Regions from separate parts of the Mus musculus genome. Here regions 1, 2, 4, 5, 6 and 7 are each linked to region 3. Evidence: chromatin loops called from intact Hi-C (ENCODE). Cell type or tissue: left cerebral cortex. All regions are shown on one strand.

Evidence for each region. Peaks named below come from ENCODE experiments on the same cell type or tissue, not always from the same donor. Only the 100,000 strongest peaks of a DNase experiment are listed, where the experiment ranks them.
Region 1: it touches region 3 in a loop (2.8-fold over the local background); 14 of 42 quality-filtered maps call a loop at or near these places.
Region 2: a loop joins it to region 3, with 2.1 times the contacts of the local background. A loop is called at or near these places in 5 of 42 quality-filtered maps.
Region 4: it touches region 3 in a loop (8-fold over the local background); 5 of 42 quality-filtered maps call a loop at or near these places.
Region 5: a loop joins it to region 3, with 3 times the contacts of the local background. A loop is called at or near these places in 14 of 42 quality-filtered maps.
Region 6: it touches region 3 in a loop (2.8-fold over the local background); 5 of 42 quality-filtered maps call a loop at or near these places.
Region 7: it touches region 3 in a loop (2.8-fold over the local background); 13 of 42 quality-filtered maps call a loop at or near these places.

What each region holds. Positions count from the first base shown.
Region 1 is chr4:101,165,869-101,169,868 of GRCm38, forward strand. It overlaps Jak1 (Janus kinase 1), which reads right to left. Exons shown (of 25, transcript NM_146145.2): 12 at 675-781. Among named protein-coding and RNA genes, the nearest start is that of Gm24468, 19 kb to the right of the region's middle. In left cerebral cortex, a CTCF peak has its summit at 2,477; DNase peaks (open chromatin) are centred at 79 and 2,504.
Region 2 is chr4:101,424,107-101,428,106 of GRCm38, forward strand. The region is part of intron 1 of Ak4 (adenylate kinase 4); the gene reads left to right. Among named protein-coding and RNA genes, the nearest start is that of Ak4, 6.4 kb to the left of the region's middle. In left cerebral cortex, a CTCF peak has its summit at 1,764; a DNase peak (open chromatin) is centred at 586; H3K27ac peaks cover 664 bases.
Region 3 is chr4:101,354,611-101,358,610 of GRCm38, forward strand. It overlaps E130102H24Rik (RIKEN cDNA E130102H24 gene), which reads right to left and starts at 1,638. Exons shown (of 2, transcript NR_040708.1): 1 at 1,471-1,638. The region is part of intron 1 of 0610043K17Rik (RIKEN cDNA 0610043K17 gene); the gene reads left to right. In left cerebral cortex, a CTCF peak has its summit at 1,733; DNase peaks (open chromatin) are centred at 57, 571, 1,005, 1,688 and 3 more places; H3K4me3 peaks cover 3,419 bases; H3K27ac peaks cover 3,474 bases.
Region 4 is chr4:101,449,018-101,453,017 of GRCm38, forward strand. The region is part of intron 2 of Ak4 (adenylate kinase 4); the gene reads left to right. Among named protein-coding and RNA genes, the nearest start is that of Ak4, 31 kb to the left of the region's middle. In left cerebral cortex, no CTCF peak of the experiment used is centred here; DNase peaks (open chromatin) are centred at 1,619 and 2,172; H3K27ac peaks cover 1,695 bases.
Region 5 is chr4:101,154,194-101,158,193 of GRCm38, forward strand. It overlaps Jak1 (Janus kinase 1), which reads right to left. Exons shown (of 25, transcript NM_146145.2): 20 at 3,561-3,753; 21 at 2,759-2,883; 22 at 2,200-2,372; 23 at 823-940; 24 at 345-455. Among named protein-coding and RNA genes, the nearest start is that of Gm24468, 31 kb to the right of the region's middle. In left cerebral cortex, no CTCF peak of the experiment used is centred here; DNase peaks (open chromatin) are centred at 1,585 and 3,574.
Region 6 is chr4:101,414,843-101,418,842 of GRCm38, forward strand. It overlaps a transcript of Ak4 not described here. Among named protein-coding and RNA genes, the nearest start is that of Ak4, 2.9 kb to the right of the region's middle. In left cerebral cortex, no CTCF peak of the experiment used is centred here; DNase peaks (open chromatin) are centred at 1,971 and 2,300; H3K4me3 peaks cover 2 bases.
Region 7 is chr4:101,645,831-101,649,830 of GRCm38, forward strand. It overlaps Leprot (leptin receptor overlapping transcript), which reads left to right and starts at 1,953. Exons shown (of 4, transcript NM_175036.4): 1 at 1,953-1,995. The coding sequence starts at 1,980. In left cerebral cortex, CTCF peaks have their summits at 1,738 and 1,961; a DNase peak (open chromatin) is centred at 1,501; H3K4me3 peaks cover 2,169 bases; H3K27ac peaks cover 2,619 bases.

The DNA of each region.
Region 1 (4,000 bases), 190 kb before region 3:
GTCAGCATCCATCAACACAGTTCTCTCTGTCCGAGCAGAGCCTTGGTGACTCATCTTCTGGGCCTCTGCTTTAGTGTCCTTCCCTAGGAAATGAGTTCTGCCCTTCCAAGACTAGATTTTACATAACCACACATGCTACTGAGGGTGGCAACTACCCGCAGATGTGTAAGCGCCTCTGTGGGTCTGGCTTAGTCTGAATATTCTGGGTAGCAAAGGCTATCCCAGGAAGGCTGGGGCAATGCTCTGAGCTCCCCAAGGGTCCCCTTTCTGAAGCCAGCTCTTGTTCTGCCCTGCCCTGTAGTCTTTGTTCTTCTCTCTATTCCTTTCAGAAGTCCCTTCTGAAAAAGCAGGACTGAGCACTATTACACAGCACTCTGTGGGGTGGAGACTCCATTGAGACCAACCTCTACTGACATGTTAGTGATCCCATTCCTCTACCCCAGGTAGTCCACACCTCCTCATCCAAGTCCATCAAGGATTAGTCTCTCAGGGGAAGGCCAACAGCAAGACTGGGTAAAATGAAAGGTGGGCTTGCGTGGCCTTACCTCGTTGTTCTCTTTCCACTAGAATATCCCCAAAGCAGACTTTACCCACACACACACTTAAATCTCTAGGGGGCTCCCCTATGGGGTGTCAGGACCAAAGTTGGACAAAGACCCTTAGTGGGGACTTACTTGTATAATATCTTTCTTAAGGATCCGATCAAAGCTCAGCTGGCTCATGGAGTAGACAGGCTGCCACTCCTGGGCTTTCTTAGTGGCTACGAGCAGATTGGAGATTTCTGTGAAAAGATCAGAGAATTTTAAGCAGCATTCTGCACTGGCATGGCTAGCATTGTGTGCTGAGCCATGGGGCTTACCCAACACAAGGGTTTGCTAGTTACATCATGAACAAGTCTGTATCGGGTAAATGCTTAATTCATACCCTCCAGGAGCTCACAGGCTAATGACAGAGTCAACAGGAGTCAGAGAGCACATGGAGAGCTATGATTTAGCCAGGGTTCACACAGCAGGATCTGAGGTGAGGGAAGGCTCCTTTGGGAAATGGTCAGGTATGATGGCACATGCCTATAATCTCAGCACCTGAGAGCAAACAGTGAGTTGGAGAATAGCTTAGGCTGTCTCCAAAAGAATAATAAAACAAATGACAAAAGTCAGTCTCAAGAAGCCGGGGACCATGTCTGTTTCATGTTCTGCTCTATGCCTACAGCCTAGAACATAACGAATGCTCGACAAGTTACCAGGCTCGTGCATGCTAGGCAAGCACTCTATTTCCCAGTTCCCAACAAGACTTTGTTAAATGTAGGAAGCACCAGGGGTGAACTGAATGAGGAACACAGATGCCTTGAGGCTAGGGAACTCTGTGAAAAAGGAAAGTACAAGCTATATGCAGATGAAAGGGAAAAGCAACTTAGAATAGGATCCTAGAAATCTTGCTAATGAAGCTAGAACCTCACATGTGGCTTAGGAGTAGGCCATTTCCCAAACTTTACTAAGATAAACAGCAAACACAATGCATGACCAGGTCTGCCAGGCCTGGGTTACATAGGATCTAAGGAATTTATCCTTTGTAAGCTGCCTTCCAAATTCAGACATAGTACAGAATCCTCTGGGAATCAGGTAGACCTGACATAGTCCCTGAACACACCGTGTACTTCCTTTAGCTGGACCAGTACCACTGGGGAAGTGACAACTCACAGATGATCTCCCTGTTCCACTTTCTTGCACGGGATGACAATGAGTTCTCACATGGGAGTTCTAATTCTTGGATTCTGATAAGAAAGTTCCCAAAACTCTGTAGAAATTCCAAGGCACAGTTCACAGAACCCACACACAGACTAGTGTAAATAAACTGCTAAGCAATAGGTTACAACACTGGTTACATGAGTACAATAAGGGCCCCTCAAATCTTCTTTTGTTCTGTTTTCATTCATATGGTCTTTTTTTTGTTTACATTCATATGTTCTGTTTTCTCTATGCTGGGTACAGTTCTATAAGAAACTGTTAACTCCTCTGCCTAAGCTCAAGAGACAGGAATTGTCAACATCCTTATCTGTACTCTAGATCAGAACAAAGGCTCAAAGAGACTCAGCAACCTAACCACAGAGCTTGCTAAGCCAGAGAGGAAGGCTTCACAGAGCATCCAGGCACAGCTCTAGTCTGACTTTCCTGGGGTACAAATCTAAGTACCAGAAACTGGCTTCAGTCATCTGGGTGCTCCTTTTTTCTGAGCCCATTCCTTGCACGGTTCTCTTTTGATGCTAGCCTGGGAAAATACAATTTAAATAAAAAGGCTCTGTACAGCCATCTTGAGGAGGGAAAGGAGTCAAATACAATGAGGCTATTTGACTGGTGGCACGAGGGCAGACAGAGGCTGGTGGCCGACCATCTGGGAATCAGAGAGTAGGATGAGTCTAGAGTGGCTCAGGCTTGGTTATCTGTGTGGGGACCTGCACTACACTTGACCTGTGAGAGAGGGAGCCATTTCACCATCATAAGGATGTTTCGTTCAAGAAAGCTGTGCCCTCCTCAGGTTGCTAAGTGAAACAGATGAGACCATGCCCAGAAGAGCTTTCTTTAGTATGCAGTAAAGGCTTCACTACTGGCAGCCACTGTCGTCATGATCAACCACCACCTTAGTCTTCCACCAGAGCGTTCCAGCCTTGTGCATCAGAATGCAGACATCTTCTACAAGGAGCAACTAAGTGGAAATCAGCATCACACCTGCCCATCCTGAGGAGGCCCCAGGGAATAGGTACTGACACATGTTCAGTGGTGTGTGGGCCTGAGTGCTGGGCCTGACCAAGGGCTTACTTATCTATCATATGCTTCTGTCTGGCTTCCTGGCTTTTCCCTGCCTTTTCTCTATTCCACAAAGCGATGTATACTGCAGTGTAAAACCTAGATCAGAGTATCTGGCTCTGGGAACCCTAGTTACAAGTGCAGAGAAATTGAGCAACCTGTAACGACACTCTTTGTGTTACACATTCCTGATTTTAGCTCTTCTCTAATTTGCAGGTTCTGAGAACTAATACGAGGACGATCCACACTGGGCTCCTCAGCTTTCTCTCCCTCCCCTCAGATGAGATACCCTGTGTCCCAGAGATAGCTGACCACAGTACCTATTCCTATGCAAAGCATATGAAGATGGAATGGGGAGGACATATCAGTGTATTCAGGTCAGACAGGGTGTTCAAATCTCCAATCTTTGTTCACTTGGAGTCTTGGCCAAGCATCCTGAATTCTTCTGATAATTAAATGGTCTACAACATGGAAGGCCTTCAAACAGGCAGACCAAACACTCACTAAGATGTCAGTAGCCATTGTTATTATTCACTGTCACTACTATACTACTGCTGATGCCATCAGCTGTGAAGCCTTGAGCAATTCACTGAATATCCCTGAAACCAACTTCCTATGTGGAAAAAAAAAAAACAATAAACAATAAGATAGTCACTACACTACTTTGAAAGTAGTAGGTACTGCTACAGTGGAAGCTGCTCAAATATTATCACCCAATGGGACAGTCCTGCACAAGATCTGGTGTGCATTCTAGGCTTCCCATGAATCACAGAGCAGTGAGTGAAAACTCAGACCTTCAGAGTTCTAAAGCAAGTGAGAAAAGTAGACAGAAGGCACTCTCAGTGCTCCGTTTCAGAAGAGCCTCGGGAAAAGCCACCCAAGTATTCAACGCTGTTCCCCCACTCTTCCCTCCAAAGCTACTGGCTTCCAGTCTCTGCTGTTAGAGGTGGTAGCTACATCAGAGGTCTGTATCAGCAACCTTCAAGTAAAGCACATCCTAGCCCCTGGCCTTCTCAATTCCGTGGATGCTGTCTTCTCCCGGGGACCATGATCCCTAGGGAAGTTAGATCTTCTTTTAACACCAGAAGGGAGGTCATGTAAAAAATAAGACCATTGGGCTTTAAAGCCCTAAGGAGCTCTGAGGTTTCATGGCCAAGAGGCAGGTGTGTTTTCGCCCTTTGTGGCACACTGGCTAGCAT
Region 2 (4,000 bases), 69 kb after region 3:
CAGGTCACAACTGCCAGTAACTCCAGTTCTAGGACATCTGGCACCCTCATATAGATGCACATGTAGGTAAAACTCCAGTGCTTATAAAATAAAAGTTTAGAATGTATCCCATAAAAAATTGCAATTTGGGGTGGGAATGTAGCTCGGTAGGGTGTTTGCCCAACAGTGACAAAGTCCTGGTGGTTAGAGTCCTAGCATTGCATGGGTGTCTGGTGGTACACCCCTGTAATGTTAGGACAAGGAAGGTTGAAGTCTCTAGGTCTGGATTAACAGGGCTAGTAAGAAAAAAAAATGTGCCCAGAAGGAACTACAACCCCCCGCCCCCCAAGAACTCTGGTATTTTGTGATAGCTTTCTTTGCTAAGTTTTATCTGAAGGATATGAAGATCCGGTTTTAGTGTTAGGCAGGCAGTGGTATTAGAAAACCAGGCACCTTTTAATACTGGAGTCTAGTGTCTCACGGGTAGGAGAATTGGAGAGGTTCCATTTGGAAGCAAGCATCTTGGACTTGACTAAAGAAAAGATGTTCAAGAAGGAACCTGTTTCTGCTCTTAATTAATATTAACTGCAGCTCTTGCCAGGGTGTTGCAGATGGACTGACTAGCATTTTAAATGAGGCTGTGAGCTGATCCTCTCTGAAAAGATGACCTCGTTCAAAGGGCTCAGGCTTTTGGGTACTCATTAAGTATAAATGCACACCTTATGTAAGAGTGAATTTTTCCAAGAATTGAGGATAGAGGGGTTTGGAGACCTTAGTCAGAGTTCAGGATTACATCTAAAGCAACTTTAAATGGTTAACCTTCTCTGGTTTATCCAGGGTCTTGGCTCATTCCAAGATTTCTAAGGTATGCTACATTCTTGTTTCCTCCTTGTTTGGCAAGACTCAGGAGGCCCAGGTCTCTTGGGCTATGGAACTAGTGCAGTTGGTATCCTGCCTAGTATGCAGGAAGCCCTTGGCTTGATCCCTTGCTCTGTGTATACAGACATTTGGGTATAGCCTTGGTTTTGGGGAATCTAAAAAAAAAAAAAAAAAAACCAAAAAACGGCTTTTGCCAGGACTTGATCTTCTGAGCCGTCTCTCAAACCCCCAAACCCCACTCACTGGTCTTGAACGTCTGATCTTGCTGCAGCCTCCTGGGTGCTGGCACTGTAGGCAGGGCCACCACTCCATGGTTTATATGTTGCTTGGGATTAAAGCCAGAGCTAGCTCTGCACGCTAGGCAAGCTGTGGGCCAGCTGAGGTCTATTTAAATTGTTTCCATAGGTTATTTTCATAAGCAAATAACTCAGTAGAATTTACATTGACAGTGTCATCACCTAATTTGCAGACATTCTCTAAATACCACTGACTTGTCTGCGAATGTATTTCCTGTTCTAAGAGCCAATGTAGTAGTGCACAGTGCATGGAGTCATTAAGTCTTCTTTGTCACCTGTAATCTCGCTTTAATTTCCCCTTTCCTTTATGAGTTTAAGTTTGTTGTTTTTGGTTTTAATTGTTTCACAACTTGGTTTTTTGAGACTGGGTCTTTTATAGCCCATTCTGGCTTTGAACTGTGGATCCTTCTGCCTTAGCCTCTAGAATGCTCAGATTATAGGTGTGTGCCATCTTGCCTGCCTTTCAGACCTGGCTCCGGTCCCTAATATCTGGCTTTGTGGTAGAACGCAAGGTTGTCTTTGGCTTCTTGAGTTTGTGCTGCAGTGTTTGAAGGCTGAAGTCACACAGATAAGTAGTTGAAGGAGGATCTCATGGACTCTGGAGACATCTCCTGGATGCTCAGATATCCTCAGGCTGTGCTCTGGAGACCCATGAATTTAACTAGTTTTCTGTTGCTGGGAATTGGGGTTAGAGTCTCCTGGTAGACAGGCAGGGAGCAGTGAATGGTGTCTTGCAGTGAGTGTTCTGACCCGGGCAGTGTGGCTCTTAGGGTACACAGCAGTGAGATGAGGTTGGTTTTCTGAAGGGCTGCTCAGCTTCAGGAGAGCCAGGAAGCAAGCAAGGAGTCACAGAACTGCATGCCTCGCTCCTGAGACCACAGGGGGAATGATGGTTTTTGTAGTGTTTAAGAGGGGGTGGGATTGGGGAACACTTTTTTTTTTTTAAGTAGGGTCTTGCTCTGTAGCCCAAGTTGGCCTATAACTCACAATGTGGTCTAGGATGGCCTCAAACTCTAGTCTTGCTGCATCAGTGTCGTGAGTATTGGGAAGCCATGCCTGGCCCAGGAACACTTTAAACAGTTACTATCATCTAAACAATTGCTATCATCGACTGCATGCGTCCCTGCTAGTGTGTGTGTGTGTGTGTGTGTGTGTGTGTGTGTGTTTGCATGCCCACCTGTGTGTAGGTCAGAACAACTATCAAGAGTTATTTTTTTCCCACCTTCCAACTTTATGTGGGTTCTGGGGATCAAACTGAGGTAGTCAGACTTGTGTGGCAGGTGCTTACCCACTGAGCTACCTTGCTAGCCATTTCCGGGGAGCACTTTTGAGGGAGTGTGTCCTACCTAGTCAGGGTTGCTGTGCTGCCGAAGCACCATGACCAAAAGCAACTTGGGGAGGACAGGGTTGGTTCATTTGGCTTCCACAGCGCTTTTGATCTTTTCATCAGAGGAGGTCTGCACAGGAACTCAAGCAGGGCAGGAACCTGGTGGCGGGAGCTGATGCAGAGGCCAGGAGTGCTGCTTACTGCCTTGCTCAGCCCGCCCTTTATAGAACCCAGGACCATCATCCCAGGGACCCTACCCGCAATGGGCTGGGCTCTTCCACATCAATTACTAATTAAATGTCCTCCTGGCTTGTCCACAGCCAGATCTTATGGAGGCATTTTCTCAGCTGAGGCTTCCTCTGCTCCAGGGACTCTAGCTTATGTCAAGGTGACATAGAACTGGCCAGCCCAAGGTGTTTCTTGAACTGAATTTGACAAGTGACACCAGTTGTCAGGTGAGGAGATGAGCTTAATTGTTATAACATACCTGGGGACTCCCTCTAGAGCTGTTGTCCACTAGTGTTCATGGACACACCTTATAGACCAGGTTATATTCTACTGTCTTTATTAATACCTGCACTGTTAAAGCAAAGGGTTATTTTACCTTTACGGGGTTCTGCACTTGCTAATCCTAAGCATTACAGCTGAGCTACACCCAGATCTAAGGCAGGTTGCTGCATTTGCTCCACGCCCCTTGCCCTCAGCTCCTAGTCTTTGTTTTTAAGATACACATAAAAGTCGTGTGTCAGGGGCTGGAAAGGGCCCCACAGGGAAGAGTACAAACGACTTTTGTAGAGGACCCAAGTTTGATTCCCTAGCACGCGTGGACAGTTCACAGCTGCTCTTAATTTTAGCTCTGGAGGATCTGAAACCTGCCATAGGGTACTTCTCACGCACATTTCAAATCTTTTAAATTCGTACAGTGTAGGGTGTTCTTTTTTTTTTTTTTTTCTCTTTTTAATTTTATTTTTATATTTATTTTTGAGACAGGGCTGGCTGTCTTGGAACTAGTCTGTAGACCAATCTGGTCCCAAACTCAGATTTGCCTCTTGTCTCCCTAGTCCTGGGAATAAAGGTGTGCACCACCACTGCCCAGCAATACAGTGCAGTTTATGGCATTTTGAACTTTCTAGAGTTCAAGTGATGGCAAATAATCATGAAATTGTGGTTTGAATGGTTAGGATAGACAGTTTATGAAGGTATTTCGGCCACCTATTTGCCAAACAAATTATTAAACGCTGTCATTTTGTTATTCTGTATTGCTTCATGTGTGACTTGTAGACATGCAAGTGTTATTTTCCTTATGAAGTTTTTTTGAGCTTTCCCCATGGGTCAGACCAGACATTCAAACATGGGCTTCCTTTGAGCAAACTGACTTTTTTTTAAAAGCATAAGTAGTGATAGACAGGTTTTAGGGTTACTCTCTGCACCTCCCCCTCCCCGCCCCCATTTAGTTCTGTTTGGCCTTTCAGACACGGTACAGAAGGTCTCATTTGTGCAGCCCCAAGAGGTCCATTTT
Region 3 (4,000 bases):
AAGGAACTGGATTCCTAAGGTAGTTAGTTCTATTTTGAGCCTTCTTCCTGTTCTGAAGCTAAAGTTGGAAGGGCTTAGTGGTGATGTCATGGAAGGGAGAAGTGCCTTTTTTCAGAAGGGTCTCTTCTGGCAATTCCCAGGACACATAGGTGGTGAACGATCCCCCTCTCACCATCCCTCACCTCTCCTTCCCTCTGGAGTCCCAGTTAGTCACTAGCCAGGAAGAAAATCAACTCTAATAACAGGCAATCACACTTGCATATTTTATATTCCAAACATAATAAATGAAAAGACAGAGAAAAAAATTGCCTAGTTCTAGGAAAGGGGTGGGGGTGGCTATCTCTCCCCATCCACTCTCTCCAATATAAGGCCAGGAGGAGCAAAAGGCACTGCAGAAAACAGCTGTTAGGAAGAATTCAGGAGGCTCCGGGAGGAGAATGCTACGGGGGTTTTGGAAACCGGAACTTGAGGACACCCCCCCCCAAATCCTTTCTTCTTCCCTCCCTCTTGGAAGAGACTTGGGGCTGGGTGTGCCTTCTGCTTTGAGAAGCATTTGGCTCGGTAGAAAGGCAAGGGGCCAGGGTGCGGCCCACAGGGAATAAAAGCTTAGGCCTGGCTCTGGGCTAAGTTTAGTGGGAGATAGAGGAGACCGGAGAAGTGCAGGTCTGAGTGGAAGACCTACTGTGGAATTAAAAAAAAAAAAAACCCTCACTAGGGGCAGGGCGGGAGACACCTCTCTTTTTCAACTTAAACTCAACAGTTCATTGCCGGTGGGAAGAAGGGTGAAGAAAGAGACAAATTTTAACGTAAACTGTGAATTGCAACTTCTGGGGACTAGAGAGGGCTGACGTACCAACGCTATCAGCAGGTGAAAAGAAGCGCCTTTTACCAATTCTGGGGTGTCGAGGTCTGGCCAAGCTCTGGTGGGCAGGGCACTGTCTGGCTTCTTAGCTCACCTCGCCTCCAAAGCGGGAAGAAGCATAGGTGTGGTCTTTCTCCAGGAAGGTGGCAGCTGGCTTCGCGGGGCAAGGGAAAGGATTCCTCACCGGGAAGGCGGGGAGGAGCCCCGGGGTCAGCTGCGGCCAGGAGCCGGGGTCTTCGCCAAGTCCCCTCCCCCTCCTGAAAACCGACCTGGACTAGGATCGATTACAGCAACACCCTCTCGCCTTCCCAATAATTTCGCAAATAATAGTAATAAGCCCAGCCCCTCTGGCGCACGTTTAAAACAAACAAGCAAACAAACAAAAACCCAGAGCCCTGAGCGGTGGAAACAAACAGGTGAGTCCAGGGAGAAGCGGGAAAGAGTGGGGGATAAGAGGGGGGGCGTTCCCAAACGTAAGGGGAAACAGAGGTTCTCCCAACCTCTCTCCATTTTCCTTCCCCCTGCCCCCCAAGAGTCTGCGTGACAGGCTAGGTACCGCAAAGCCCACTCTGACAGCCTTCCCGCAGCCCGCGCCCCCGCCTGCCTACCCTAGGCTCCCGTGTCCAGGCTTCGGGGACCGCGCGGCGCTCGCCCGCACCCCGGCCCGCCACCGCCGCCGCGGGGACTCCGCTCTTCCTCTCTCCGCCTCCTCCTCGCAGACTCCTCCCGCCGGATCCGTCATGTAAACAACATCCCGGCTCTATTTCCAGCGGCCGCGGGACGGCGAGGGAACCGCGCCAGCGCCCAGCCACCGGGCGGGGGTGGGGGGAAAAGCGAGTGCGCCACAGCTCCGGGCCTGGCCCCGAGCTGCCGCCCCGCGCGGTCCGCCGCCTACCGGAGCTGGCGCCGAGCGCCCAAAGGCGTCCAACAGCAGCCTCCGCCCCCGCCGTCGTCTCCGGGCTCCGGGATACGGGGCCGGCCCGGGTGCGAGCGCCGTGCGCGCGCCGCACAGCCGCTCTCTGCGCCCCGCGGGCCGGCCAGGGCGCGCCGCCAGCCCGGGGCCGAGAGCGCAGCACCCGGAGCGCGCACACGGACGCCGCCCCCGCGGCCGCGCGCACCCCGCACCCACCTGCGCCCTCGGGGGTCCCGAGCCCCCCTTTCTTTGTTCATCCCGCTATTTGCATGAGGATTATCTAATGACGCAGCAAGGCTCGCCACAACGTGACCGTCGCCATTTTTCTGTTTTTATTCTAGCTTTGCCATGTGATAGATTGGGGAAGGGGGGGGGGGGGTGGAAAAGGGAGAGAGACAGGATTGAAGGAAAAAAAAAAAAAAAAAAAACTTCCGGGTCTCATGACCGGGAAGGGAGAAAAACAAAAGGGAGACGAGACACAACTCCAGGCGAAGGACGTGGTGCGTGTGCGCGCGTGCGCGCCGGTCTCTCCGTGCCCAGGAGCCGGAGGCTGGGGTGCTCCAAGCATCCTCCCATCATCAGGGTCCGCGGATCCTGGTTGTGCGGGCCTTGTGCTCCATCCTTCTGCTGGGTACCCGGCTGCCTGCCCTTGCCTGGCTCCAGTGGCTCAGTGGTCCATTCAAATAACAGAATCGGAAGACCGCTGCATTTTCTAAGTTGTAAAACAGTTCGCTCCGAGGACCCCCACATGGCGAGGGCAGGGGGAATCAGACCAGTTCAGATTTTCTTTCTGCTTCCTTTTCTCTTTTCCTAAAGCTGGACGCACAGCTTAGGGATGGTTTGTGGCGTTGCGGGCTTTTTGGTTTGGTTTGGTTTGGTTGGGCGAGGGCGTGCATCGTGGCTGGATTTATTGAGGTAGAAATTTAAATAAAAGGTTCAGTGCTAGGAAGGGTTGAGAAGACTGCTGCAGAGCTTTGGGCCGATTCGTGTTCTACCGTGTTAATTCACATTCACAGGACGTGATAGGTGCCCAGAGTTCACGGTTGCTGAAAGGATAAATGTCTGGAACTCTGCCAGGTCTCAGTGACAGAGTTTGGTGCTTTCGGTTACTTGTGTGTGTTCCTTCAAGAGCTTTCACTTTTGTTTCTCTTCTGCGTGCCTCTCGTATGATTGAAAGCAGAAGTGGACCTTAGCGTTGACTAGGGCGCTACCACTTACAGGTGAGAGACACAGGGTAGGTCTAAGCTAAATACCGTGTTAGACCCCAGTTTGTTTGGACCGAGAGACAGCTGAGGGGGTAAAGTAGAGCCTAGCACCGTGCAGCTGTAGTTCCGTTTTGTAACATTCCTGTGCCTAGAACTTAAAGATGGATAACTCAGAACTGCTAACCCCACAGGACTGCTGCGGGGGTTCATGACCTCTTCCGGCACCTTTCTTGAGTGTTGACTCAAATATGTGTGTGAACACAGCTTCTTTTCCTCTTCTTCTGGGGAGCATCCTTGTCATTGAACAAGGCAACATGTGTGCTGTGAAGTGTTTCTGTCCTGCTCACAGAGTTGAAAGCTCTCCTGTGTCTTCGTAATATTTATTTCATGGTGCCTTTCAACGTCGGGATTCGGGACAATGACTGGCTTTTCCGCTAGTGGGGACAAGCTTTGAGAACCACAGCTCTCTGTAGTCAACACTGTTTTCTTGCCATAAAAGCCAAGGGAGGCTTGAAGGAGACCTTTCCCACAATCCAATCCTGACCAGTCTAGGAAATTCCTTGCGTGTTTCCGGTAAAGGTTGGACAGAAGTCGTTTCATGGCTCTTACACCTTTTGCTGACCATTCTTGGCAGGCTTCTTTGGTTGCACATCCAAGTAAAACATACTTTGTTCTCTCAACTTTTTAAACTAACTGCTTTCCCCCATCTTTTTTTTTCTTTCTTTCTTTCTATATTTGGCTCCTCTTCTTTGAATTCTCTCAAATTCAAATAAATAAATTAGTTATGCCGACTCCTGCTCTTTTGCTTTCATGGACTAGACTACAAATGCTTGAAGTCTGAACTGCGATTTAATCTTGTTGAGTTAGGAATCAAATCATAGGTTCTATGTTTTCCTTAGAGGGGAGTAGGAACTGAACCCAGGGCCTAATGTATGCTAGGGAACAGTGTCCCTGATCTGCACCCTAACTCAGAACCTCTAGGTCTGGGACCCTATGAATTAGCTCCCAGTGCTAGTAGCA
Region 4 (4,000 bases), 94 kb after region 3:
TTTATTTCCTTACATTTCCACGTCACAGTTCATCATAGAAGGCAGGCAGGCTAGCAACCTGAAGGCAGGAGCTGATGCAGAGGCCATGCTTGGTCTGCCTTCTTGTAGCATCTAGGACCATCAGCCCAGGAGTGGTACCATCCTCAGTGGGCTGGGCCCTCTGACATCAATCACTAATTAAGAAAATGATCCACAGGCTTGCTTGCCTAAAGCCCAATCTTAATGGAGGCAGTTTCTCAATTGAGGTTCCTTCTTCAATTCAGGTGATCTGGCTTGTGTCAAGTTTCCATAAATAGCCAGCACCTACCCGCTTTTCCGTGGTGTTTTCTGAACCTTGGTGTGTGAGGTTGTGAGTGTGGGTGGGTTGGTAACACAGATGTCCTGTTTAGGGATGAACACTGAAGAGCCACTTATCCTTAGCACTTTGAACAGTTAACAGCTTCTCCTTAAACAGTCACCCATGGCAAACAGAAGCGTCTTTGACCAGACCGGATGCCAGTACTAATCTGTGGTCGTAAACGTAAATATTTAGAAGTCAGTTTGTCAGGCACATCATGTCCCCTTAGCAAAGCAGCAGCAATCGCTTTTCCACTGGGCTGTTGAACAAGGTTACAGTATTAGATGTGAATTCCCTCTGTAGATTGGACCTCAAATCCAATCAGAAAGCAGTTGGTTACTACCCGTGTAACAGTCGTCCCACTATGATTAGTTGGCACAGTTTGCCCAACAAGTTACATGCAGGGGTCACAGTTGAATGACCCCCTTCCCCAAATTGGCGTTCTAAGTGTGACCACTATTCATTTCCCAAATATTTTTTTGTGTATTAGAAATGACCTCTGATTTTGCTAATACCTGTCAGTAATTCCTTTAAACGTGCTTAAGTTAAGGCCTCGTGCCGTGTAAAATAAAATTTGTGTACTTTTAAGAGATCATTCGCTTATTAAACTCCTTAGAAGAGGTGGCTAATGGGTATTGCGGACAGCCAGACTGCTCCTGGCTGTGCATCCTTAGGTAGATCACTCACCTTACCTGTTTGTGCATTTGACTCATGGCGGAGGATGGCGTAGGAAGGAGTTTAGGATGAACCGACTGACTGGATGAAAATGCTTAGGAGAGCAATGCTTAAGTAAATGAGGTTTTGCTGGTATTCGTCGGCTGGTGTATAGGGCCTGAATATTTAGGTTACTACATGAAGTATGAAGTTCAAAAATAGCTTGAAAAAATGTGGTCTAGCTGAGTTGCAGAGGCACGTATGGGCTGGGTTATGTCCTTCCTCGCTTGCGTTTCTTAGCTGTTCTCCGTCTTTTACATCACAGGACTGTTCTTAGTGAAGTGCGTCAGTCTCCCAACTGACTTAGTCTCCCCCCTCTCACCCCCCGTCTCTCTTCCGGAAAGCCCATCTGGACATTTTCAGTTTTGATTTTTCTTCAAAGCTCTGGAGCCTGTCCATTTGGCACAGTGAGGGTGTAAGGACCTCCCGGTCCCCACCTTCTGCTTTAGAAGCCTTATGTCACAGGCACATGCTTGTGCTCCGCGGAGGATGCGCCTGTTGAGTGTGCTAGAGGTGATTGGATGTGCAAAGGCCTGTCTTAGAAGGGATCCTGCATGACAGATGACTCATCGTCTCGGTCCATATGGCTTTGGAGAAGCATCCTGCTAACCGTGGGTGGAAGTCAGTGCTGTGGATGCGAGCCAAGGGAACAGCAAGTCGGTCAGAGAGATGCTGTGTGCTCCGACTGGGCCGGCTCCATCCTTGTTAAAATGTTCATCTCTGTCTGCTTCCACAGCACTTAGATGGGAAACACCTATTTTATTTTGTTCTCTTTTTGAGGTAGAGTCTCCTTAAATAGCTCAGATGACTTCACTCTCACAGTAATCGTCTTCCTTAGCGCCCCGCCCCCAAATGCTGGGATTACAGATGTGAGCCACCATGGTAGATTTTCAAAATATTTTAATTTGGTGCATTGGTCAGCTTTCATTGCTCTAACACTAAGTAGAGTAGTGAATAAACAAAAAGTTGTATTTAGTTTGACGTTGTAGAGGTTGTGTTAGTTACTTTCCTGTTGCTGTGGTGAGATACCACAACCAAAAGCAGTTCTTGGAAGAATGAGTTAGTTTGTGCTAGGGCTTTAGAGTCCATAATACCAGGGAAGACATGGCAGCAGGCAGCTGGGGCAGGAAGCAGAAAGATCACCCCTACAATGTCAGACACAGAGCAAGACAGCAAACTGGAAGTGTGCCTAGGCATCCTATATATCTGTCACCTTCCCAAGCAGCATCACCAGCTGGGGACCAAGTGTTTCAATGCCCGGGGTGTGGAGAACAGCTATTACTCAAACCACAAGGTCAGACAGCAGCATAGCGAGCGTCCCATTGACTGCATCTTATCATGGTAGGCTGCGTCTTAGTAAGGGCACACACACAAGTGCTTCCTGTTGTGATTCAGGAAGCCAGAGTGGGTAGGGTGCCTTGTTCCTTGATGCTGTGCACATTTCATGGGAATTAGCTAGAATCCTCCAGGACCATGTTAATCCTTTCCAAGAAAGGTTCACCACCCTCCATCTCTAGAAAGGTCACGTAATCCCAAGCATTGTCTCGCTGGTAACTAAGTCTCAGCACATAGATCGTTGGGGGATGTGCACAGCTCATATCCAAATCATAGCATTAGTTTTCCTGGGGGGGAAAAATAGCATCCTTGCATTTTGGAAAATAATTTTTAAGCTTTTTGATTCAAGATAAAGATAACTTGAAGGTTTTGTAGACAGTTTTCACTGGCACCATTTTGCTTGATTTTATGTTGCCTTTGGCATATAAGTATATAAAATAGGTACACAATGCTTGTGAGAGTGATTATTCATCAAGCTAATGTTCCTGATACAAAAGCTAACTACTGGAGTTTGACCCCTTGGAGTTAGTGGTGGAGAGCAGAACTCAGTCCTGTAAGTTGTCCTCTGACCATCACAGGCATACATACCCATTTCTGCCTCCTCCCCCAAATAAGTAACTGCAATATAACATTCTAAAATAGGCTTACAGACAACACTTGCTGGTAATAATCAACTGTTCATTCATGAGACAGGGACTATGTAGTGTTGGAGCTCTCTCTACCAGGCTGGCCTCTATCTAACTCACAGAGATCCTCCTGCCTCTGCCCACTGAGTGCTAGGATTAAAGACATGTCACACCACGCACAGCATCATTACGGTTCTTATAAGAACCGAAACACTGCAGCTGGTTTTGGTGGCACACTTGACAGACGGTCAGTTCTGTGCCAGCCTTAGGAATATGAAACTATCTTTCTCCCTCTCCTTCCACATTTGATCCAGGGTCTCATGGAGCTTAGGCTGTCCTAAAACACACTATATAGCTGAGGGAGACTGAATCCCAATTCCAGTAGCCATACGCCTGCCATCATCTGCCTTGAGCACAGTGGCCTCCTCTGTGTAAAGACTGCAAGACTGCAGCAAGGTCACCATTGCTTGCTTGGATTCCTTAGACACTTGATTTTGAATTCAGAAACTTTTTTTTTTTTTTTTTTTGCAGCCCCACAATCAGTTACATATGGGTTGAGACTCACATTTTAAGAAGCTGGAATCGTATTAAGGGGGCTGTATTGCGTTGTGAGTACCAGCTCACTGGGTCTTTCTGAAGGGATTTCTGTTTATTTGTTTGTAGTCACTTTGCTGCTAAAGCCAGGCTATTTGCATTTGCAGTCTTGCCTGGCATGCTTGTTTTCCTGGAGGGTGATCTCAGACCTGAGGCATCCTGGTGTGCCTGCCGCCTGCCCACCCACCTAGCCCTCGGAAGGAGATGCGCGTCCAGACACTGGACCAGGGGTCCTTGGGCTGAGGCTTTCACAGTGCATTTGCGGCGTTGTTTTCAGTTGGTTAGACTGGGTTTGCCATCGCTCTCTCTCTCTCTCTCTGCATTTTCTAATTCCTTTTCCAGGCTGACCTCTGAGGAGAGCTGCTCCCCACTGCACAGCAGATGTCTACTGGGA
Region 5 (4,000 bases), 200 kb before region 3:
GCTAGTGAGTGGGGTAAATGTCTTCAGGCAATGGTAAGACCTCATCACATGTGCTCTTCTGGGAAGGCAGACATGCACGGTATGGAGGCCACAGCTCCCTGAGAGGAGCCTTGCTTGAGCAGCATATCATCCCCCGCAGGAGGGATTTCTCTCATGTCTTACCCAAGTGGATGCTGTAAATGGAACCTAGGACCTCAGAAAGAATAGCGAGTACTCTTAAGCAAGAGCCAACACTGTAGCCAGTGTAAGGCCTTCGGTTCTGTTATTCCCCTCCCATGCTGGATAAGGCAAGCTGTAAAGACATTCAAAATGCAGTTCCCTTCCCATGAAGGGGACACAGCTACCTCATCAGGACAGTTGGGTGGACATGGCAGACGCTTTCCTTCTTTCAGAGTATTCACAAGCCGTGTCACTGTCATCTGGCCATGAGTTGGGCCTATCATTTTCAGGAACAACTATGTAAAATAAAACCAAACAAAATTAAGGTGATGCTTTCAGAAGTAAGAAGAAATTAAAGCAACAAAGCTTTTCTCTTCCATAACTTCAAATGAAAATCTAAAACCCTTATTTGCGCTCTCAAGGATTGGTCCATAACAGCACATCTGAGGGGACCAACCACAGCTGTCAGTCGTATGAAAACAAAACCCCTACGGCAATGCTCAAAGTGTATCATTCTCTCTTGTGATGACCCTCACCCTAAAAACCTGAGTCGTCTTACTGAATTCTGCACTTGTGAAGGCAAACTTTGCCAGACCATGTGAGATAGCATGCTGTAACCCTCTCCATGTGGCACACTGACAAGAGGTAGCAGTTAACACTTACGGCCATGGGACTAAAATCTGAGTCACAGTAAGTGAGCAGCTCGTGCAGTGTCACTCCAAAAGACCAGACATCAGAGGCGATATAAAATTTACACTGGATTAAACATTCCGGAGCGTACCTGAAAGGAAAGCAGGGAGTGAGCCTTTTGTTCCTCCCAAAAAAAAAAAAAAAGAGTGCCTCAGGAAAGCCACTTCCCTGTTCTTGAGAATGTAAGTCACGTGCCTCTGAGGGACTCTGGCCATTCATGCTGCCACAGTGCACACAGCACACGGGACAGCAGTCCAGAGGCTCACAGCAACATCTTACTTGCCCTTAAACGAGATATCTGTGTTCCTCGTGTCCCAGGGAACATTCTTTTAGAGAGGGGACAGTCCCCTGAAGATGAGCCCCAAGTTATATCCCTGTAAGCCAGGAGTCAGCACCCTCTCTGGCATCACTATTTTGGTGAGTGATGCCCAAATGCCCATACCAGGTGTCTAGGCATCCCAGAACTGGTTTCCTGAACACTCCTCAGACAAATCCACTTCCTACTGTCCCAACCTGTCCTTCCTGGGCTACTGAAGCAGCTGACCCCGATTCCCTTGTTCCTTTCTTGTTCCTCTCCATGGTGACCTTCAGTACAGACTTTGTGTCCTTCAACTCTGGTCAAGTCCTGATGCTCTGACTCAGCCACCCCTACAGCACTTCCCAATGACACACGTGCTTTCAGTTCCCTCTTATCTCTGTCAGCAGAACAGCAGAGCTCCAGCCATGCCCCCTTCCCTTCAGCTTTTACCCAATCACACACAGCCTTTCAAACCCATGCCTGAAGCCTGTGCCACTGCCACACTAAGTTGGCTGCCTCACCCATAATTCAGGATTCACTGGCACAATCAAGGGCCTCAAAACCACTCCGTTTTTAAACGAGGAAGGAAGACTCTGGATAGGCTTTGCTGGTGGAGAGGGCCCCATGTCTGCATGAGAGGCATCAGGGTACACAGGCAGCTTTCCCCAGGAAGGTGTTCCCAACTGAGAGACAATGATGGTCAGGGCGTGGCTCGCTAACTACGGTAACTAGTGGTTCCTAAAACCTAGCCAAGTATCTATCCCTCTTGCAGGATCTCCACGACTATGGCAATGTGTACCTGTGGCCCTGCGATCCCTCCAGGGCTTCTACACGGATGTATTAAGAACGAGCCAGCCTCTTCCACCTGCTCACAGCTATGAGAACTGTGGTGGGTGTGGCTTGCTCACATGAAGCTACAGAGGCTGAAGTGATGATGGCCAGACTCTCCCATTCTCCAAAAGCTCAGAGCAGCTGATACGCACCCAAGCACAGCTTCAAGAGCCTTCAAGACAATGCTAAGCTACAAAGCACGGCCGAGCTGGTTTACATACCAGAACACTGGGCTGTCCCGGTCGTCCTTGACTGTGTAGTACTCCTTATCGGTTTCAATTGCTTTGGTTAAACCAAAGTCTCCGATCTTCACTTGATGCTCACTCTCAACAAGGACATTTCTTGCTGCTAAGTCCCGGTGAACGTATTGCCGAGAACCCAAGTAGTCCATCCCCTAAGAGAAAAGTGTGGCTCAGGCCCATTGCGAAGGTAAATGTGCTGTTGATAACCCACAGTCCTTCCCCTAAGAGCAGTAGGTCAGACCCACTGAAAAAGTCACTTCAGGTTGTGTTTTTTTTATCTTCCACAGCACAATTAGGAAAAAAAGCCATTTCATCCCCATATCACTAACAGTTTTTGTTATAAAATTAAACAATTAAAAAAAAAAAAAAGGTCCAAGTAAAGTCCACTGCTCACATTTCATGCAAATGGTGCAGAGTTAAAAACACGGTTCATTTATTACAGGCTCCCGCTGAGGTCTAATTACTAACCATTTCCCCAGGACAGAATGCCTACTTTTTTAAAAAAAACAGGCTGTTTCTTTCTGTTTGGTGTTTTTACCTTACAAATCTGGATGGCATATTTTAGCTGCTGTTTGAGGTTGATTTTGTTCTTATTCTTTGGCAGATACTCCTTTAGGCTTCCCGAAGGCAGAAACTCCATGATGAGCTTGATACCATTGCCTCCTATTTAGGAGAAAGTAGCATCAGATGAGGCTGCAGAGAGGATGAGCATGGGGCTCTGTAGACAGGGCCTGGGGGTGGAAGGTCAGCCTAGCCCCCGAAGCATGGGGAAGAAGAGCCTACCACAGGCACAGACACTTCAGTGATAAACAGGAGTCCATAGCCCCAGGTCCTGCCTCATCAGGGTACTGCAGTCCTAGTGCTTTGTGAATCTCTAGACAAGCGATCAGTTTTAAAATCATAGTCCATACCCTCTTATTACTAGTTTTAAAGCACATGCATGACTGCCTTGCAGATAAGGTACAGTATTAGTAAATGTGACTACTAAGTACTATTTGCTACCTTAGCTTCAATAAGGACAGAGCAGAAGGCCTTAGGTAGCACTAGATCAGAAGAGGAATGGGGGTGAGTAGTTTAACTTCCTTATGGCACAAGTGTGGCTATCTGGGATGCTTCCCAGCATTATACGTGAATCTGAAAGACAAAGTTCACATCCTGCGGCTGGGAGAAGCCTCCCAGGAGGCCTGCAGTTGGTAAGGACCTTGTTGTTGTGAGACCTGAATGTCTGACAGCCCACAGGAGCTGGTAAAGATGAAGCTGCGGACTGCCTACCAGCAAATGCCCTTAGGACCCAGAGAGCCACTGGACCTTTATCCCACAGTCCAGTGTGCACAACATACCGTCTTCCATGCAGATTCCTTTGTACTTCACAATGTTCTCATGGTAGAGGTTCCGTAAGATCTCTATCTCCTTCTTCAGATCAGCTATGTGGTTACCTCCACTCTCAGGCTTCAGGGACTTGACAGCTACCTGCTCCCCTGTGTTGTCTCCCTCAGGATCATATCTGCAGAGCTCAACCTTCCCAAAGTGACCCTGGAAGGAATATGTCCATGCTATCAGAGATGCCCAGACAAGCTAGATCCGCTGAGGAAATGCCTTGTTCTCAGGCTGTCTCTCACGGCCACAAGCATCACCTCGGTCTGATCTCCTGACTCCTCTCGGCTCAGCTCATCCTCACTTGACTCAATGACCTCTGCTACTGAGCGAAGACTAAGAAAGCAGCTGGTGACTAAGGGACCACTTTACCCATCAATCCCAGTTTCTAAGACAGTGTACTCTC
Region 6 (4,000 bases), 60 kb after region 3:
GAGTTTAACAAGTTAGTAGGCATCATAGTTACATAGTACACATGTCCCTCTTGCCAGAGATAAGGATAATGACTCTTCCTTACCAAGCGGGAACTTTCTTCAAGCCCCTGAGAGAATGGTGGGTTTTGTCTAAATGCAGTACCTTGGGAACAGAACTTTCTTGGGGGAGCCACACAAGGACATAGACCACCTGCAATTTTGATTTATGCCAGCCACTTTTGAGAATACCACTTCCTATAAATATGTTTACATGAGTGCTGGGAACTGAACTGCAGTCTTCATGCTTGCACCAGAGGCACCTCACAGACCGATCTAGCTCCCTAGCTCCTGGAAAGAAATTATTTAGAAAATAACTTAACAGTTAGCATTTCTTACATAACTTAATGGAAGGGCTAAGATTTTTTTTCTGCTGGAATTTAATCTAATCTAAATTTAAAGTTGTTCAGTGTCTCTGGACACTGAGAAACAAAAGCCCAAGGCTTATATCTCATCAAGGGGACACAAAGCCTATGGCTTCAGACACTGTTCAATGTCTGAATGAGGAAAGAAACTGATGTTGTCATTCAGATCAGAGGGGAGAAAGATGCCACAAGATGCCACAGAGGAGACTGGTATCTTGGGGATTGAGAAAGATAATTCTTTTTTTTTTTTTTTTTTTTTTTTTTTTTTGAGAAAGATAATTCTAAGTTTTTAAATATGGTTCTATTTAGGCAAATGAGGGCTTTTCAGGAAAGGTAGTTCTAATGTGACGATCAGAACCCGGAATCTGGATGTTCCCCCTCTGGTGTCCTCCTTGACCCATAAAGCTGCTCTCTAGCTTCAGGGTCAGCAAAATCTAGTTTATGACTTTAGAAAAAGAGAATGAGGACCTGTCCGCAGAACTCACAGTCTCAGAATAAATGGACTAGCCGGGTGTGGTGGCCCAGGCCTTTAATCCCACCACTCCAGGGGCAGAGGCAGGTGGATCTCTGTGAGTTGGATGCCAGCCTGGTCTGCATACTGAGTCCAGGCCATCCAGGGCTACATCGAGACCCTGTTTCAAAAAACAACAAAAAGGAGATTTCCTACTGGGTTTTACAATTTTATTTAAAGTTTTCATTTTATGTGGATGGGTGTTTCATCTGCATTTACGTTTGTGTAGCACATGCCTTCCTGGTTCCTGCGGCTGGCCAGCCCCCTTGGACCTTGGGTTATAGATGGTTGTGAGCTGCTATGTGGGTGTAAATGGAACCTGGCTGTGTCTTCAGAAAGAGCAGCCAGTACTCTTAACTGCTAACGAGCCATCTCTCCATCCCTATACTGGCCTTTGTCTGTGTGTGTACACATGCGCGCACACACACACACACACACACACACACACACACACACATATATGCAGAGGCAGAGACAGAGACACTCACTTATGTAGCCCTGGCAGGCCTAGAAGGCACTCTTCTGGCCTTAAACTCAGAGATCCATTTGGTGCTTTCTTCCCTTTGTTAGGATTAAAGTTGTGAGCCACTATGCCCAACTCTGCTGGGCTCTTTAAAGAGATAAAGTTAGGTTTGTGTGTGTGTGTGTTTTTTTTTTTTTTTTTTTTTTTTTCAGAATCGTGTCAAGGTCAACAGCTTCAGGTTGTTCCCTCCAGAAAGCACTTCTGTTTGCCAACTGTCTTTTTTGAGGTTCCTGGACAAACAGCCAAGTTCCTCACCAACAGCACAGTGGTTCCTGTGGTGAACTATCAGAGCCCTCCTGCTGAATGGAGGACCCAGGGAAGGTGGCTCCCTTTGCATTTTGGGATAGGGTTTCTCATTGAACCTGGAACTCATTAGTTTGCCTGGACTGGTTGGCCAATAAGCCTCGGAGATCCTGCCTCTCTTCCTGCTGTCACTATGTCCAACCATCAGTACACAGGTGCTGTGGGCTGAACTCAAGTCGTCATGCCTTGGTGGCACACACTTTGCAAGTGAGTCACCTTCTGGCCCTCAGCAAGATGTTTTAACAAGCTCTCTAGGTGGTTCTGATGTAGGCTCTTGTCTAACAATCCCTGTAAGGAGCTATCAGCTGCTTTTATTACAGAGCATATGGCAAGAACCTAAGAGATGTAAGCCCCCTCACACTGGAAGCCTTTCTTTTTGTTCTTCGGCAAAAGGCTCATCGAAGGAGCCCACAGTAAAATCTATAGCACACGGGGGTATTTTAGGAAATGAGTCTACGGAACAAACGTTGGCACAGGGGGTTGGTGGCCTGAGCGTGTCGTCTTGCCAAGACTGTGTGGAATGGCAACGAGGGAAGCTGGATTGGCAAGATACCATATCAGGCTCTGTCTCCTGCCTCCGTCACACACTACAGCCGGGAATCTAGGAGGCTCTTTCCCACGGATTCCTCACTACACTGTGTCTCACCATCTCTCAGTTATGCTCAGAATTCTGCAAAGGATTTCAGCAAAGCAGGCAGGCCCCTTAGGAAGGAGGTGGGACACACCGAGGTGGGCAAGTAGCAGAGATGGGTTTTTACTTTAGCAGTGTTCCTTGTAACTGCAGAGAAAATAGAAGGGTGTAGAAGACAGATGTACAGGTGATCATCCCAGTATTTGGATGAGAAACTGAGGGCTTTCATGTAGCAGAATTGAGAGTAGGCAGCAGGGCTTGGTGACCCGTTACTATAATCCTGGTAGCAGCCTTATTTATAATAGCCAGAAGCTGGAAAGAACCCAGGTGCCCCTCAACACAAGAATGGATACAGAAAATGTGGTACATTTACACAATGGAGTACTATTCAGCTATTAAAAAGAATGAATTTATGGAATTCCTAGGCAAATGGATGGATGGACCTGGAGGGCATCATCCTGAGTGAGGTAACCCAATCACAAAAGAACTCACATGATATGTACTCATGAAAAGTGGATATTAGCCCAGAAACTTAGAATATCCAAGATATACCATATAATTTGCGAAACACAGGAAACTCAAGAAGAACGAAGACCAAAGTGTGGACACTTTGCCCCTTCTTAGAATTGGGAACAAAACACCCATGGAAGGAGTTACAGAGACAAAGTTTGGAGCTGAGACGAAAGGATGGACCATCTAGAGACTGCCATCCTCGGGGATCCATCCCATAATCAGCCTCCAAACGCTGACACCATTGCATACACTAGCAAGATTTTGCTGAAAGGACCCTGATAGAGCTGTCTCTTGTGAGACTATGTCGGGGCCTAGCAAACACAGAAGTGGATGCTCACAGTCAGCTATTGGATGGATCACAGGGCTCCCAATGGAGGAGCTAGAGAAAGCACCCAAGGAACTAAAGGGATCTGCAACCCTATAGGTGGAACAACAATATGAACGAACCAGTACCCCTGAGCTCTTGACTCTAGCTGCATATGCATCAAAAGATGGCCTAGTCGGCCATCACTGGAAAGAGAGGCCCATTGGACATGCAAACTTTATATGCCCCAGTACAGGGGAACGCCAGGGCCAAGAAGTGGGAGTGGATGGCGACGGAGTGGGGGAGGATATGGGGGAACTTTTGGGATAGCACTGGAAATGTAAATGAAAAAAAAATACCTAGTTAAAAAAAAAAAGGCAGTGGCAAAAGCATGGTGAGTTCAAGACCATCCTGGGCTGTGAAGAGAAGCCCTGTCTCAAACAAATCAAAGCAAAGGCTGAGGCATGTGGGAGTATTGGTTGGTATGTGAGGGGCAAGGAAAAGAAAGCCGCCGTTTGAGGTGGTGAGCAGAGTCGAGAGTATTATATCCTTGGCAAAGAAGCCCTGGGATCCTCTGTCCTTCTCTCTCTTCCTCGGAGTACAGCCAAAGTCATCCTTCTCTTCCTCCTCTTCAGGGCGCTGGCATTGGATGGAGCCAGTCAAGGTTTTAAAACTTTGGCTGCAACTATGGGGCCAGGATTCGATCATTTGTTGTTGTTGTATATCAAGCAAAAAGAAGAGCGTTGGGTATACAATAGATCTTTTTTTACTTTTTTTTTTTTTTTTTTTTTTTGAGATTAGGTCTCAATAAGTA
Region 7 (4,000 bases), 290 kb after region 3:
TTCCAGTGGCTTTTCTTCTTGTGGAAATGTGGAATTGGTGAGTAGGATGGTTTTTGGTGCAACATCTGGCACAGGAAAAGTCCACTTTCTCAGGTAAAGTACTCAGTCCAGTTGTTGTTGGCAGAAAGCAGTCGGAGAGAAACAAACAGTGTGGTTGAGGGTGGAAGGAGAGTGGGACGGTTTACATCACATAATCTCTTTATTTAAGGTGGGAAAAACCTACCTCCTCACTAACAGATCTCAGTGCTTATAAAGGAGAAGTTAAAAACACAGGTCTGGCAGAGCAATTTTCTGAGTGCTTTTATAGGCACCATAATCCCCCATTTTCACCAGGTACGTTGTCCATGATGCTGGCACATGCCTGACACTGCAGACCCTGTGTACAAGCTTCATCCTGTACACACTCTCAATGGTACAATGGCTTAACTTGTTGTAATGGTTACAATAGTATTAACAGTCTAAAGGAGAACAATTGCTCTATTGTGGTAAGTTATGCAAATGTGCCTCTCAGAATCACTGATTGTATACTAGGTTCTTAGCAGATTAAGCATATATATATGTATATACATATATATGTGTATATACATATTTTCCTTTTAAGTTTAGAACTTCGTGGGTTTTGACTTTCTAACCTTGTCTAAAGAGCTGTTTGGTTCAGTTCCTATTCTTTCTGAACTGCTTTCTGTAGAGGACTTGGACTACTGGATGGTTTCTAAGATGAAGGAAGATTCCACTGAAGAAGGTAAGAATAAGATGGATCTGGAGGAGTGAAAATTGGCCTTAGTTACTTGCAGGCCTGCGTTTATTTAAGGACCTAAAGAAATCCGGACCCACAGAGTTTGTAATGAATGAGGGGGATAGACGGACGCGGTAGTTTACACAAAATGTTAATGTAGTTTGCTACAAAGCAAGCAAATCTATACAAAAGTCAAAGATCTTACATAGGGATATCTCTAATCCTGATTTCTGGTGCTGTCACTCACTCCCGATCTCTACTATATCAGCCACACACTCTCAAAACAAACCACACAGGCACACAGGAAGAGTCGTCCTGGAAGGTAACCTCTCCCCATCCTTATCCCGTGCCCCACTTTTTCCACCAGTCCTTTCAGGCAAGTTTCCTAACAGCCAGCCAGGGTGATGGTGAGCATCTAGAATCTCCTGAGGCAGAGCCTGGGCCCCAAGTCACGACAGTGAGGAAGGGATGGACCCCAGATTGAGAAACAGGGCTGAGATGTCTCAGAATCCAGGATCCCCCGAAGAGTTAAAATAAAGGAGTTATTCTGAAGTAATCAAAGTGGGAGGGGGCTGAGACTAGGAGCGGAGTTCCCGGCCAGCGGGGCGGTGCTGAACAAACTGGGAGACTACTGGAATGAAGTTCTGAGTGGCAGGAAGTAGGACCAGTAGAGTCCGAGCTATGAGTGGCGGAGGCGGGATCAGTCCAATGGGGTGGAGTTCTGCATGGCGGATTGGGATCCGTGCTGGCAGGGACTGAGCTCAGCCAACTGGGGGCGGAGTCCGCGAAGTGGAGGAAGGCGTTGGGGGAGGGTCTCCATGAGCTGGAGGCAGGATTATGTGCCAGAGTGGCGGAACTGTGGGCCGAGCGGAACCGGGCCCGGCAGAGGAGGAGCTCAGAGTGGCAGGGATCAGAACCAGTATAGGAAATACTGAGTGCCTGTAGGGCAGAATCTGGCATAATTGGGTGTGAGGTTGTAATTGGCAGAATTCTAAACCAGTAGGAATCAGGTTCTGCATGGATGGTGGGATTGGGCTTCTGGGGGCGGGAAGCCACGGGATGGGGCGGAGTCTAAAATCAGGGGCGGGGCCTAATGAAGGGGCGGGGCTCCGTTGGTTGGGTAGGAAGTCAATACCGTCAGGGGGCGGGCCGGGCTTTGGATTCGCGCGCCGGCCCTGGCTAGTCTGGGTGTGGGCGGCTTTTGGAGAAAGCCGGAAGCAGCGACAGCCCCAGCTCCAGAGACATGGCGGGCGTTAAAGGTACACTGCGACCCTCGCCCGCGGCTAGTGGGTGGGGTCGCTCCTGGCTCCAGGCTGCATGGCGAGCAGCCTGTGTGCGGGTGTGCGAGTTCCTGCAGACCGCGGCCTCCCGAATGCGCGGCAGAGGTGTTTTGCGGAGCCTATAAACGCTCGCGCCCACGCCCACGCCCGTCAGTTCCCAGGCGGGGGCTTCTCCCGTGGGCTGTACGTTCCACAGTGGTCCCCTGGGCTTTTCAGTTCTCCGTAGGTCACATCAGGGTCCCACATCCTCACCTTCCTGCCCCGCCGCAGTTTCCTGTGGCTTACAGAGGAGCCTTTGTGTCCAGGATGTGTGTTGGAAACTTGGTCCTGTTGTTCCCTTACGGTTTTTCTCGCTGGGCAGAATAATTTCGGGCGTGTGGCACTTTGGAAAGTAACCAGAAATACCCTATTCGACGCAACCTTGGGGCTGCAATTAGATGGGATTTTAACAAGACTTTTCTTGAGTGTTTACTGGTCTGTGAACAGAGCAGTATGTGCTGTTTGTGTTCTTGAATGGTGATGAAAGGAGGGTACCGAAAGATTATCACCCTGATCTGTGTGAATGCAGAGCTTTGGGCGTTGGGTGGGGACAAAGTTACTGGAAGGCTTCCTGGTATTTGGATTTCTGGTCATCCGCACAGAGAAGACTTAATTTATCTCTGTGTTGGACTTCCTTTCTTTGAAAACTATCCACAAAGACCTTCCCACTCACCAACATCTGTAAGATGGATACAGTGTATACTCATGTGGATGCACTGTACATTATCTGTGCACAACTAGTAACAGACATAGCTAACCATTTTGGGGGGACTTTTGTATTTCAAATCAAAGTAAACATGGTTTACTTGGGCAATGTCCACTGTATGACGTATCCATTTGAAGACAGTGTAGAAAGCATGTAAAATTGTGTCTCACTACTACAGAGTGTTCAGTCCTGGACAGAAAGTACAAAGTAGCAACAGTAATTTATGGGCCTATGTAGTGAAAAGGAACAAAGGCTATGAAGTAGACAAGAGCACAAGGAAGTAAAACTTTGCCCATAATTCAACTGTTATTGAGAAACTATGCTGGAGACTTGGGATAAAAGATAAGTGAGAAGTTTGGACTGAGTTGATTGCCGAAAATAATTATATTGCTGTGTAAGAAAATGATGTGTGCTCTGACAGTTGAGAACATAGAGATAATATAGTGGAGGGAATCATGTTGCTCCAAAAGATATGTTTTAAGTTGTAACTCCCTGCTGCCAAATGAGGGTGTGGCCTTGTTTGCAACTAGCAGATGTTATCAATCTAAGGTTGCCTTGTGTGATGTCCTTCAGATAAGGGGGGAGGGGGAAAGCACAAAGTAAGGATTGAAGCAGAGGGCCCCAAGATGGCTTGGTAGGAAAGGCACTTGCTGTCGAGCCTTAAGACCTGCGTTTGATCCCTGGGACCTACCTGGTTGAAGGAGAGAACCAACTCGAACAGGTTATCCTCTGACCTCCACACTTGCACACGCAGTATGGTGCATGGCTACAAGTAGATAGATAAACGTAAATAAGTAATTTTTTAAAAAGTAAGAGAAACTGGAGTGCCGTAGCTGCAAGCCAAGCAGTAGTATAGACATAGCAGCACTGGGCAAGGAAGTTTGTTCTCTTCAGAGACGCCTTAATTTTAGAAGCCTAACTTCAGAACCGAGAGAATTCATTCCCTTTGTTCAGAGCCACCCAGATTGTAGTAGTTCGATGTGAAGCTAATATGAATGACCACTCTATGGGGGGAATAGAAGAGGCGATAGTTATGCTGAATTTACAGGACTCTGTAAGGCTTGGGTTAAGACCAGGATATATTCATGACTGGGGCAGAGGCCATGACAGAACACATCTTATTCTTCTCATTTTCCCAGGCTCTTGGAGGCAGAGTAGGGAGGATTGAAGCTGGAGAAGGTAGGGGTCAGATGGTAGTGAGCCTCTAGTGACAACATGCAGGCTGTGAACACATTTGCA